Regions from separate parts of the Homo sapiens genome. Here region 1 is linked to region 2. A link is a contact called in ENCODE Hi-C or POLR2A ChIA-PET data. All regions are on one chromosome and are shown on one strand. The core of a region is the stretch at or near the end of the contact, and the rest is flanking DNA. Distances in the headings are between cores, read along the strand shown.

Region 1 (6,015 bases), core at 1,418-3,917, 120 kb before region 2:
CCATGTATTTTTGTGATGTTATTCCTCTGGTACTCGACACAGGAGCTAGGACATAGTCTACTTCTATGCTTCATGTTTCATGATCATTCACTCTCCAGGGTGCTGTCTTCTGAATACGTCCAGTTTGCTAATGACTTTTTCAAAGTATGACTTTCAGAACTGAGCGGAATGTGCCAGGAGTGGTCTTGACAAGAGTGGGACTATCATTTCCCTTTTCATAGACAATTACATCTGACTGTAGCCTATAGCAGGATTCTTTTTTCTCCGGCCACCATCCCCCACTCTTTACTTATACTGAATTTAGTGGCCATTACAGCTTTTTTTCATCCAAGATGTCACTAAGACACATTCCTCACATCCTATACCTGGACTTCTGCTTCCTGGATCGAGGCTAGGACTTTATATTTTTCCCTATCAAATGTCACCATTCCCATCAGTCTTGACTGCTAATTTTAATTGGTACTAGAACGGAATACGACTTTTGCATTTTTATTTAAATATTTGAATGTAATTTACTATAATTTCTGCAAATCGTCTCAAAACCTTTATACAAGAGGATGCAGAGGAAAATAAATAAATGAATGAATAAAAATACTGATGCGACTATCTCTATTGTAACAGTCTGTGGGAACATCACTGGAATCCTAGTAGATTATCCAGTCTTTTAATTGCTCTGCCAGCTTGGGGCAACCAGAAATTTGATAGGTGTGTGTCTTTTTTTTTTTTTTTTTTTTTTTTTTTTTTTTTTTTTGGGGACAGGGTCTCACTCTGCCACCCAGGCTGGAGTGCAGTGGCACAATCTCAGCTCACTGCAGCCTCTGCCTCCCGGGTTCAAGAGAGATTCTTGTGCCTCAGCCTCCCGAGTAGCTGGGACTATAGGCGTGCGTCACCATGCCCAGCTAATTTTTATATTTTTAGTAGAGATTGGTTTTCACCATGTTGGCCAGGCTGGTCTCGAACTCCTGACCTCAAGTGATCCGCCTGCCTCGGCCTCCCAAACTGTTGGAATTACGGGCAGAGCCACCACGCCCAGCTAGGTGTTTGTCTTACATTGGTCCATCTGCCCCTTGCAAAAAAATGTTGAACAGGACTGAAGAAAGAGCCATAGAGGGGTGTCTGGAAGTGTGTCACCTACTTCAGATTTGGAAAGTATCTCTCCTGCTTTGGAGCTGTAACTCAAGTTTCCTTCCCTCACCACCACCACCTGGTTCCAGCAGCGCTGACAGTAAGTGAGGGCAAGAGGGTGTCAGATGGGGGCCTAGAAAGGCCCTTATGCCAAATCCATGTCATTTCTTTTTGGATTACTTGCTCTTTAACACTCTCAGGACTTCTTCTCTCCTCCCCTAGTGCAGAAAATGGAGAGCGAGCTGGTTCTTGGGCACAGACAGGAGCTGATCTGGGCCCAAGAGGATTGCAGTCACCCTGGCTCCACGGGTGCACTCTCTGCCAGGCATGTCCTCTTGGGTATGGATGTAGGATGCCAGGGCACACTTTTTATGACCACGTGCTTTCTCTTTCTTCCTGCATTAGAATTTTTTTCACCACGTCAGCCTGCTTATTAAGAAACTCCCAGGTGCTTTTTACCTCGGCTCCACGCCTGCCCTCAAGCTCTGGCCTCTGCTGTTTTGTGGTCTACCCTGTGTGCGTGCCAAAATGTGTTGGTTGAGTCTCAGAAAACACGCGGGAGGAGGAGCCAAAGGTCACAGCATGCAACCTACCCAACTTTCCTGGGAGTGTGGGTGGCACCCACTTAACCCCATCTCTTCTCTTTCCACCCCTCCCCCTGGGCAAACTGAGCTGTCCCCTGCCTGTGTTTACTCCCAATTTCAACGACCTCTCCGCTAACTCACTCCATATGTTAATTTCTCTGTCTTCCACTCCAGCGGTAAACCTCAGGGTTAACCCTCCGCTCCCCCTTCCAAATCCGGGACTGGACTTTCCCTCCTCTTTCCTCCCTTTCCTTGTCTGAGATCAGAGTTCTTAACCTTTTCTCTGCCGTGGACCCCTGCGTCGCGCTTCTCAAACTTTAACGTAAATAGGGAATTACCCCAGGATTCATTAAAATGCAGATGCTGATTCAGTAGGTCTAGGCGGGCCCGAGATTTGCATTTCTAACAAGCTCCCAGGTGATGCTGCTGGTCCGTAGACCACATTTTTAGTAGCAAGGTCTCAGAGGCTTTCAAACCTGTGTGTGTGTGTTTGGCGGGGGGGAGCGGGGGGGCGGGAGGCTGCCCGCACCGCCTCCCCCGTCTCCCCAAGCACCAGGAAAAATCTGTGGGCACATTTGATGCATAAACAGACTCCGGCGGCTGCAGAGCATCACAGGTGCGCGTCCTGCCGGCCCTAGCCCCGCCGCAATTCATCAGCTCCCAAAGAATGCTTCTTTATAATCAGGAAATAGGAACCGACTCTCCCCGAGCGGGGAGCGCAGCCTGCACTCCTCCCACCTTTCCGGGCCGCTGCGCAAGGGGCGGACTTCAGGCGGGGCGGCTTCATAAACCAGAAAAAAAGAGACGAAACAATTAAACCTAGCGAGCCGGGATTGCTCCAAGGAACAGGATTTCAAAGGCAGAGGAGTCTGGCTCGTTTCCAGGCAGTGGGATCAGCCAAAGGGCGCGGGCTGCCCTCCCTCAGCGTGACAGGTGCGCCCCGGGCAGGCACTGGCCTCCCGGCTTGCCCTCTGCCCATCGCCCCCCGCGTTAGTGAAGAATGACTCAGGTTGGTAGGATAATCGACCCCTGCTAGCCCCGTGCAGTAGGAAAACACAGAGAAAAGCCACATTCCTTGTAGTCCAGCCGTGGAGCTGTGCTTGCTTTAGAATCACACCTTCCAGAGATGTTCTAGAATCTGGCTTTTCCAACTGCGTATATCTTTTTCTTCCTCTCTTTCTCTCTTTCTTCCTCCCCTCCCCTCCCATCCAACCTCCCTCCCTCCCTCCCTCCCTTCCTTCCTTCCTTCCTTCCTTCCTTCCTCAGTGAGGTCCTTACCTTTTACCTAAATAGTTATTTTGCTCATTGAATCTAGAGCTGGACACTGGATATTTACAAACTCAAACAAATAAATGCTATTACCTCCCAATTTCCGGTTTAATACAGACAATAACCACAGCATGAAATTTGTAAAGTATTTTAAAAGGAAAAAAAATTGTCTTACTCCGACTGTGGTCCCTGGACCAACTGCATCATCACCTGGGATATTCTCTGGCCCCAGCTTAGACCTCCTGACTGAGACACTCTGGGGAGTGGGACGTGGGACCCCACCACTCTGGTTTTTTTTTTTTTTTTTTAGACAGAGTCTTGCTCTGTCGCCCAGGCTGGAGTGCAGTGGCACGATCTCAGCTCACTGCAACCTCTGCCTCCCAGGTTCAAGCGATTCTCCTGCCTCAGCCTCCCAAGTAGCTGGGATTACAGGCATGCACCACCATGCCCAGCTAATTTTTGTATTTTTAGTAGAGGCAGGGTTTTGCCATGTTGGCTAGGGTGGTCTCCAACTCCTGACCTCAGGTGACCCACCTGCCTCAGCCTCCCCAAGTGCTGGGATTACAGGCGTGAGCCACCGCACCTGGCCGCCATTCTGTTTTAACAAGCCCTCTGGGCTGAAGTTTGAGAAGCAGCTCTCTAGAGAAATGCAGAGCCCATACTCAAGGTTTGTGTCGTGTACAAGAAAGAGAGTTGGAGAGCAAAGGGGAATTCACGTGCTCTGGCTCCTGGGATGGGGGAAGGGTGGACACTGGTCTAGGAGAGGCAATAAAGTTCTGACAGCACATGCCTCAGACGAGCCCAGGCCACTGCAAGTGAATAGAGGCTGCGCTGGAGAGGCTCTAGTGCTCCACTGTGTAACCCACCCGCCCACACTAACTGCCAGGAAACAGGATTGTCTACTTTGTGCTAATAAGCTGCCTCGGTTCTTCTAACATACCGAACGTGATAAGAGCATGGAGGGATGAAATATCTGGAGTAGTTAAGTAATCAAGGCAGGAATAATTAGGTAGACTAAACCCCAACAGAAATAATCCATCTTTTGGAAAGAAATGACATTTTGAAAAATTTAGAAATCTTCATCAAGCTATTATGCTGCTGAAATATATAAGCACTTTGCATTATGTTTTCTTTCCTGCAACACGCAACACATACGAGAGTAATTAAGGGATTTCACTCTGTCCTGAGCACTTCATCTCAATGATGGTGGCGCTGGACACTGGGGACTAATATAAATAACTCATCAATTATCTTTCCTAAATAAATTGTCTATTGGTTTAAAGAGCATATTATTTTGTATCCAGGTATTTTAGAGAGTTTTGCTAAATGTTGCAAGCTTTTAGGATGTTTTATTGTTGCATAAACAGGGGAAGCAAAACGGGTCCCATTTCAAAAGTTTTCATGGACCCAGAGGGTTCCTTCTCTTTCCTCTCTTGCTACTTCATCAGTTGATATTTGTGATTAACCTGCTCCATGAAATATGGGAGCTCTTACTCTGGAATGCAGGAGAAGATTTTAGCAGATTATATCCCCCTGTGAAAAATGGCCTTTGTCATCAGTGACTTGGAGAGGACGCTGTGGTGTGCTCAGATATATGGATTAGCAAGGAGCACCATGGTGTGAGATAAGACGGCGCTGGGCTGGGCTTGGGGAGTCCAGGGGTGTGCCCTTGAAAAAAGCGTGTAAGGACCGTGAGCGTCGGTTTTCTCATCTGTACAGCGAGTGGGGGATGAAGGGGTCTGCTCAAAGTCATCACAGTGCCTTTCACCCTTGATTCTACAAGGACAAATTTCAGGCATCCAAAATCTCTCCAACATGGCCAGGAAAAATTGCAGGAACACGGTGGTGTGCTTCTACTGGGATGGCTGTTATGGGGATGTTAGGAGCGGGCGTTTTTGTGTCTATTGTGACACCCCCTCCACACCATCTTTTAAAACTTCCACTGTGGCTTTTCTTGGCTTAGGCCTTGCTCTTCCTGCCACGAGTTTGAAATTGCTGCATGAAGATCCACCTGGCTTTAGGAAGCTGCAGTGCTGTGTAGCACATTTATTCCCAGTCAACGCTTCGAGCAACTGGAGCACAGAGTTTAAATGACTTTCCCTAAGCTGCTGTAGGAATGTGGAGCGGAACAAGCAAGGGGACCGTGGACCTGGATTCTCCACTTTGGGAGGCCGCCTGCTGACTCCAGTCTCCCGTTCCCCTTCCCTTCCACCTGCCCGTCCCACACCACACCCCACCACCCCCTGCCACCTGCAGCTCTAGTGGGTAACAGGAGGTCAGAGATTCTCCTTCCCCAGTGCCTCTTCATGTCTGGGCTGTTCCTGGTGACAGGGAAGAGGCATCTTGCTAAATCCCACACCATCCGTCCACAAGTCTGGCAATTTTCACAAGAGACCTAGTGGTCTCAGCCCACTTTTCAGCAACATTTAATAGCACAAGACTGTTGTGCAGCCTCAAACTACTGGGAAGAGAAGTGTTTGCAAATCTGTGGTTTGGAGAAAGCTGCACTCAAAACAACAATTCAGATCTTAATTTACAGCCCGCAGATTTTCAGGGAAGAGGATTTCTGGTAAGATAGAAATTATTGGGGCTTTATCCCAAAGTCTAGTTCATTTCCTGACTTTTAACTCTTTTGCTGCTGTCTCTTCAAGCCACTGCCTTGGCTGGCAAAAACAATGCACAAATGATTGAGGTCATTCATTAATTCAACAAACATCTACGAAACAAAGTCCATTTATGGGCATTGTTCTAGGTGTAGGTGCTGAGAATGACAAATGAATAAGACTTGGGTCCCTGACCTTGAGGAATGGTGAGCCTGCTGGGGAGAGATGACCATTATCAACACAGGTGCATGCTATATAGCATGACAGGGACAACAAAAGAAGTAGGGAGGGGGACCGTTGGCTGCAAACTAGTTTAAGGACCAAATTCCAGCCCTAAGACTCACTTTCCTTGGCCTGCAGAGCATTAAAAAAATGTATCCAACATTTAAACATGGAAAGAACTGACAAAATAAGTCATGATTTCTGGCTTCTCT
Region 2 (6,248 bases), core at 3,066-5,565:
AAAAAAATGAATCCTTTGGCATAGATAGTTAGAAGAGAACTCTTCTACACTGTTTCTGAATGGGGTTAAGCTCTGGCTGTGCACCATTGCTCAACAATGCATGGTTTATTGCCCATCTTTCCTTCCCTGTCTTATTTCTCCACTACCCTACAAGTGCTTTCTGGGATATCCCCCTAAATACATCATTTACACTCAAATTCTTGTCTCAGGGTCTGCTTCTGGGGAGAACTCAGCCTAAGACAATGGCTTATGTTTCTTTCCAATTAATTTGAGGACCCAGTTAGTTAATCCTGTGATTTTCAAGTGTTTATACTTTTGAAATGAAATACCTAAAGTTTGTACATGGAAGTACCTTTTAAAAATACCTCAAGCCTTTAAGAGCATTTAAAGCAATTCAAGAGGCATTTTTGTTTATTTCCACCCATGTCTTAATTCATTTAAGAAATGATTATGAGTGAGACCGCCTGGAATGTGATCACCACACTTATCCACACTTTAATTTCACGAAAGCATTGAATTGTCCACCGCCTTCTCCTCCCTTTACTCTGCTTTGCCCCTACCAAAAGCCTCAAACATTGCACACACTTTGTATCTACGTTCTCAGCCCCAAAGGTCTCAGGATCCTAGGAGAGACCAGGGCTATGAAGCAGGATCATATTCACTCTCAGAGTCTTCTAAATACATGGGATTTCAAAGGAGCTGATCGCAAATCAAAGTAAAGAGCCATAGTCTTGGCTTTGTTCCCTGTCTGCTGTTTGTATATTTCATATTATGCATGGGCCGGGGGTGCCCACGGGGGGGCCTGCTGGTTATAACCACAATCAATCAATCCCAGCCTATTTTCAGGTCCTGCCAGCCATCGGGACAACTTCCAGGACTATGTGAGTCTTCTTTTCATTATTTAAAGACTGGTGAAAGGATGCAAAATTACCTCATGAAAGGGTCAGGCTGACCAAGTGACAGGCCAGCTGAGGGCTTGAGGCTGTCAGAAGGGCATTAGCACCTTGGTCTTCGAGGCAGGGCAGGCACACTTGGCATCTGGGCATCGTTTCATCCCTGGTTTTGGGATTGGGTGGTGCTGGGTTAGCCTTACAGCTCTATCTAATGCAGAGGAAGTACCAAAGGGGCTAATGAGACACTTAATACTGGTTTCCCCACTACTTCGCAGTGTAGAACTTTGACCCTAGCTAAGACACAGTGGTCAAAAACTCCAAATGCTGTGAGCATTGGCCCAGGGCAATACTAATGGATCCACAGAGCACTATGTGCAGCAGCATAATCAGGAAATGAGGAGCAGCAAAGGCCTACATTATCACGCCTGTGTCTTGCACCTCTGTGAACAGCAAAAGTGGCCCACTCTGTTTCTTCTCTGAGCAGGCAAACATGGTCAGAGCTCCACCAGATGCCTTCAGACTAGGGGTGCCAGGTAAAATACAGGATGGCCAGTTACAGGGAATTTCAGATAAATAATATTTTTAGTATAAGTATATCCCAAATAGCACATGGGGTATACTTATAAAAAAAAAAAAGATTTGTCATTTACCTGAAATCAAATGTAAACTACCCATCCTGGATTTTTATTTGCTAAATTTGGTAACCCCTCCTTTGATCCTTGCTACCATTTCTGCATGCCCCTCCCTGTAGCTTTGAGGTGGTTTTGCTTCCAAGGGACTGTACCTGTGGTCCTCCTTTTGCATGCCTGCTCTTAGGCTGCCAAAGCCACTTTGCCTGAAGACATAGAGAGATGACATGCATAGGAGTTTGCCTCCTTCACCTGGCCACAGGATGGTCCCTTGCTGAGCACCAATGATTGTTGGGCACAGGTGTAGGAAAGGCCAGCTTTCTTGCCTTGGGTCTATCTAGTAGGCTCAGGCTGGAGCTCCCCTCTGTGGAAGTGGTCCCAACATTGCACACTCAATTGGCTTAATCCGCTCACTTGTCCTGCTTCTTTCACTCCCTTACCAGTTTCCCCTGGGAGCACTTCCATCAGAAATCACTCACATCAGAATCTACAGCTCAAGGTCTGCTTCTGGGGAACGGTGCCTAAGATGGCTCACCAAGAAAGGGGTCTTCAGGGGGTGAGGAGAAGGTTTATCGTGAATTTTGAAGAGCTGAGGGAAAGGCAATGGGGAGCCCTTCCAGAGAGAAAGGCCCTTGCTCCCTGTAGCTTATGCTGGAGAGGAGTGGAGGGTAGGGGTGAAATTAAGCTTCCCAGACTAGCTCCCTTGAGATGGAGGGTGGCCAGCCATTTGGCCTCCAGACTGGGGCCTGGGCACTTGCCTCCTGGCTGGGAACCCACTGCTGTAAGTGATGCTTCAGTGCTCAAGCTCCCGTGGGGTCCTCTGTGCAGACACAGGCCCTCACCTTCCAAGCCTGCTTGGCTTAGTTTTGCAGCTGTTAAGACTTGCAAGTGCTTAGCATACTGCCTGGCATGTGGAAGGTACTCTGGATATGTTGGAAGAATGAATGACTAACTGAAGTTACTCCATGTCTTTATAGCCAGTGTTCTGTGCTTCCCCAAGCCCTCCCTGGTCAGACTCAGTCTCTTAAACTTGCTGCAAATGCACCAAGTCATAGGATATCTAATAAGCCTTCAGGTTCTGAAGACCTGGGGAAGGAGGGCCATGCACCATGCTTTGCATGGTGGAAAATGAGAGCAGGCAGCTGCAGAGCCAGCCCCGGTCCCTTGAAAATGGAAAGGCCATTCTCAACCTTGCCTGCACATTGGAATCACCTGGGAAAGCTTTAAACAATTCTGAATTTTGGGTGTCATCCCAAGAGATTCTGTTTTAATTGGTGTGGGTGTGACCTGAGCATAAGGATTTTTGAAAGTTTCTAAGATATTCTATTATGCTGCTGAAGTTGAGAGCCACTGGACTAGGAAGTTCTGTACCTGGATGGAATGTCTCAGGTCACCTTTGATTAAATGGGATGATGATATTGGAGATGGTCAAGGCATTAGGTTAATTGGGCTTTATCATTTAAAATTCTGGAATGTCTGCATTTCAGGAAATGAATGATTCCTAGACTGAAGGAAGCTGTTCTAGTTCAGCAGTAACTGCAGAGGTTCTCAAACTTAAGGGTGGATTATTAGAATCACCTCTAGCGCTTATAGAAATACAGGTTGTTGGGCCCCACCTCTAGAGTTTCTGATTCAGTAGGTGTGGGGAGAGGCCCCAGAATTTGCATTTCTTAAAAATCCCCAGGTGACATGGATGCTGCTGGGCTGGGGTACACATTTTGAGAACCACTGATTTACTGTGAATTATATTTGGAGCTAAGCTTAGTCTCTTGAGAGTAAGTTTTACTTTCACTTATTTGTTCCCCACTGGTTTATCCCTCAGAAGTGTTCCTTAGGGACTGTGTATTAATTAGTTTTTCCTGTAATCATGCTGTGTAACAAACAACTCCCAAATGTCAGTGACTTACGACTGCAAACATTTATTTCATACTCACAAATGTGGAGGTTGGCTACAGTTCAAGCCATGCTAGATTTGAATCCAGACTTCAGTTTGGATTCATACTTGCTCCACATAGATTTATTCTGAGACCCTGGCTGAAATAGCAATGGCTACCTGGAGCATGCTTATTTCATAACAGAGGACAGAAGCTTCAAGAGGGCTGGCAGAAGCTTAAAGCTTTAACTTGTAGCTGACACACTATCAGTTTCACCCACATTCCACTGGCCAAAGCAATTTCCATGACCAAGCTCAGAGTCAGAGGATGGGGAAATATACTTTGTCCACAGTAAAAAGTGTCAGGGACAAGGAGTAAAGAATGATGGACAAACAATATTACCTATCATAATTTGTTAGATGTCAGGCCTCATATGAAGTTTTGAAGAGACATAGAAAGATAAAACAGAGTCTCGGCCTCTGAGAAGCACAGGTTGGCAAGAAAGACAAAGATACAAGGAGGTACTAGAAATGAGATGCAGGATGAATGAGCAGCAGGAACATGCAGGTGGGAATGGCCCTGATTGCTGAGATCTCTACTATCCCACACTGTGCAACCAAGGCCCTTGGAACTGGGCCCAGGCTGCAGTTCTGGAAGCCAGGGCTGTGTGCGGGAGTAGCTGAGTCGGCACACAGCTACAGAGCATGGAGCAAAGGGGAATTGAGTCTGTGCCTCGGCTGAAGCAAGTTTGTTCCAGAAAGTCCAAAGTACCTAGTCCAAAGCAGAGAATAGCTAAGAGGGAGAACTGGCTTTTTATCAAAGGGCTGCCACAGAAAACAAGAAATATGAGTGCACCATTAGGGAAGTGAAGCCTGTGGGTAATTTGTGGTGGCAAGGGGACGGAGGAGGAAGGACTGTTTGATGGGGTGCCTACTGTACTGAGCTTCAGGCAGCAAAGGTATTACGAAAGCCGTCAAGTTGGAGGACAGGAAAAGGAAAACTGATCTGGGCAACTTTCCCAGAGGAGCAAATATTCCACCTGGGGCATAGCTGGTGAGTAGGAGTTTGTTAGCAGATGGAGGCTAGATGATAGGAAGGGGAGTGTTAGGAGCTTAGGTGACAATTCCAGGGGCACTCAGACTCCTCTCTTTGCCAGTAAGTTCCTGCAGTTGCTATCTTTGCCCCAGTCCACTCTTCATCCTCACCCCCAAGCTCCAGGCTGTCATGATGCCCACAGCTGTCTTTGTGTTTCCAGGTCACTGAGGTTTTATTGCCTCTGAGGTTCAATGATTTTGTCCTCCTCAAGTAATTACCACTGAAATTATGTTGTTTGATTTCAGAATGATTACAAAACTCTCAGACTCCCAAACAGTATCACTTAGACTGAGTTTTCTGGGGACTGGTGTCCAGAACTGACATCCCCAGTGCTAGGTTCAAACACAGGATTTGCCAGAACTCTCCCTCTTCAGCTACCCTTCTTATGTGGGTGAGGGGAGAACCCTGCCTCCTGGGAGTCTTTGCTCTGCTCCCAGAGGCTAGGCCAAGTTCCGGCCATCATCTATTATTAGAGAAGCACAGTAAATCCCCTAAGATGGCACGATTAAACACTCTAAGGTTTTGAAGTCATCTTTCCAGGAATCTAGAGGCCTGCATGAAAATTTGACTTCTGGGAGTCTGCCATGACATCCTCAAGCTCCTGAGCTGGGTGAGATAATGAGGCCAGCAAGACCTCAATTTCATAAAGAAAGGCATTTGAGATGGAAGGAAAAGCTAGCTCAAAGGCACAAAGAGGTAAACACTCTGTTGGTGTCAGTAGCGTCTGCTCAGTTAGATATGGCTGAGCCAGGCTAAGCAGGGTGGGTCGAGGAGTTAACTGGGGGTGGGGAGTGGAGAATGAGGCTGCATGGGAGGGAGGAGTTGGTGGATAAGGGGGCGGGGCTTTATGTAGGCAGCAGAGACCATAAAAGCTGTTCAAAAGCGGAAGTGGCACTTTGCAAACTTTATCACGTTTCCTCTGAAAAGTCCCGTTGAATTCGGGGGAGACTGGAGAGAGATCAGAGAGAACCCTGGTTAGGGCCATGTTGTCGGGAAGCTTGGAAAGAGAAAATTCGAGAACCTTTAGTCTTTTCGGCATGAGTTGCAAAGTCAGCCTCCTACAGGGATGGGACAGGGATGTAAGGGAATGAGCAGGCTGGTTTTTCCTTCTTTTTTCATTCCAGAATGGCATCCTTGGCTTTGTTGTGTTCTGTGGGGAAATGCTTTGCATAGTAATGACATAAGAAGAGTCTCCAATTCCACCAAGATATATGTTCACTACCATTTTCCTTTAAAGACACAGCCCTTTCTTTTCTGCACCTTTGATAGAGACATGGGTATAGGAAATATTTCATTCTCCTCTTAATAGCACCATACCAGACCCACAAAATGAAAAAAAATGATTTATGGCAACTGATAGCTGGCCTCACTGGAAGTGAGTTATAGGGAGCACTGGGGTTGTGGAAAGCTAAGTGGGGATGTCCAGACCCAAAAGGGAGCCATCCGCTTCTCGGCTTTAGTAGGTGAGGACAGATTTTCTAATTTTGAAGAAGAAATGGACAAAATGTTTAGTATAAAATCTTTCTATTTTTAAACATTGGCTACCAATTTGCATTTTTTTAAACCGTGCTGGAGAGGCCAGACACAGACTGTGGGACCCTTGGTTTGTACCTGCTCCCCTAGATCTTTAGTGGGAATAGTGCCCTTAGATGTGAGATTGTTGACTTTTTCCAAGAGTGACACCTTCAAGACAGTCATGGTCCAGATGGCAGGGCTGTACCAAGGGGCTGGAGGGTTGAGGTGGGCTTGGGGGTGGA

What was found. A loop is a pair of places that touch in the nucleus more often than their neighbours do. ChIA-PET counts read pairs that join two places held with the same protein, here RNA polymerase II (POLR2A). Pooled maps may share reads with other maps.
Region 1: a loop to region 2 is called in a map of GM12878, with 7 times the contacts of the local background. The contact joins two enhancer-like sites. A Hi-C loop is called at or near these places in 1 of 168 maps with a recorded cell type or tissue (GM12878), 7 of 37 single-sample maps with no recorded cell type and 13 of 50 pooled maps. POLR2A ChIA-PET finds 5 or more read pairs at or near these places in 1 of 52 experiments (H1).

The regions. Positions count from the first base shown.
Region 1 is chrX:39,610,228-39,616,242 of GRCh38, reverse strand. No RefSeq gene overlaps it. Among named protein-coding and RNA genes, the nearest start is that of MIR3937, 48 kb to the left of the region's middle. RefSeq lists an enhancer at 1,473-1,672. Within about 2 kb of position 2,667, at least 5 of the 41 ENCODE cell types and tissues checked have a DNase peak (open chromatin) inside an H3K27ac peak, as active enhancers do; they include GM12878, where a contact is called at or near this core.
Region 2 is chrX:39,490,803-39,497,050 of GRCh38, reverse strand. No RefSeq gene overlaps it. Among named protein-coding and RNA genes, the nearest start is that of LINC01283, 59 kb to the right of the region's middle. Within about 2 kb of position 4,315, at least 4 of the 41 ENCODE cell types and tissues checked have a DNase peak (open chromatin) inside an H3K27ac peak, as active enhancers do; they include GM12878, where a contact is called at or near this core.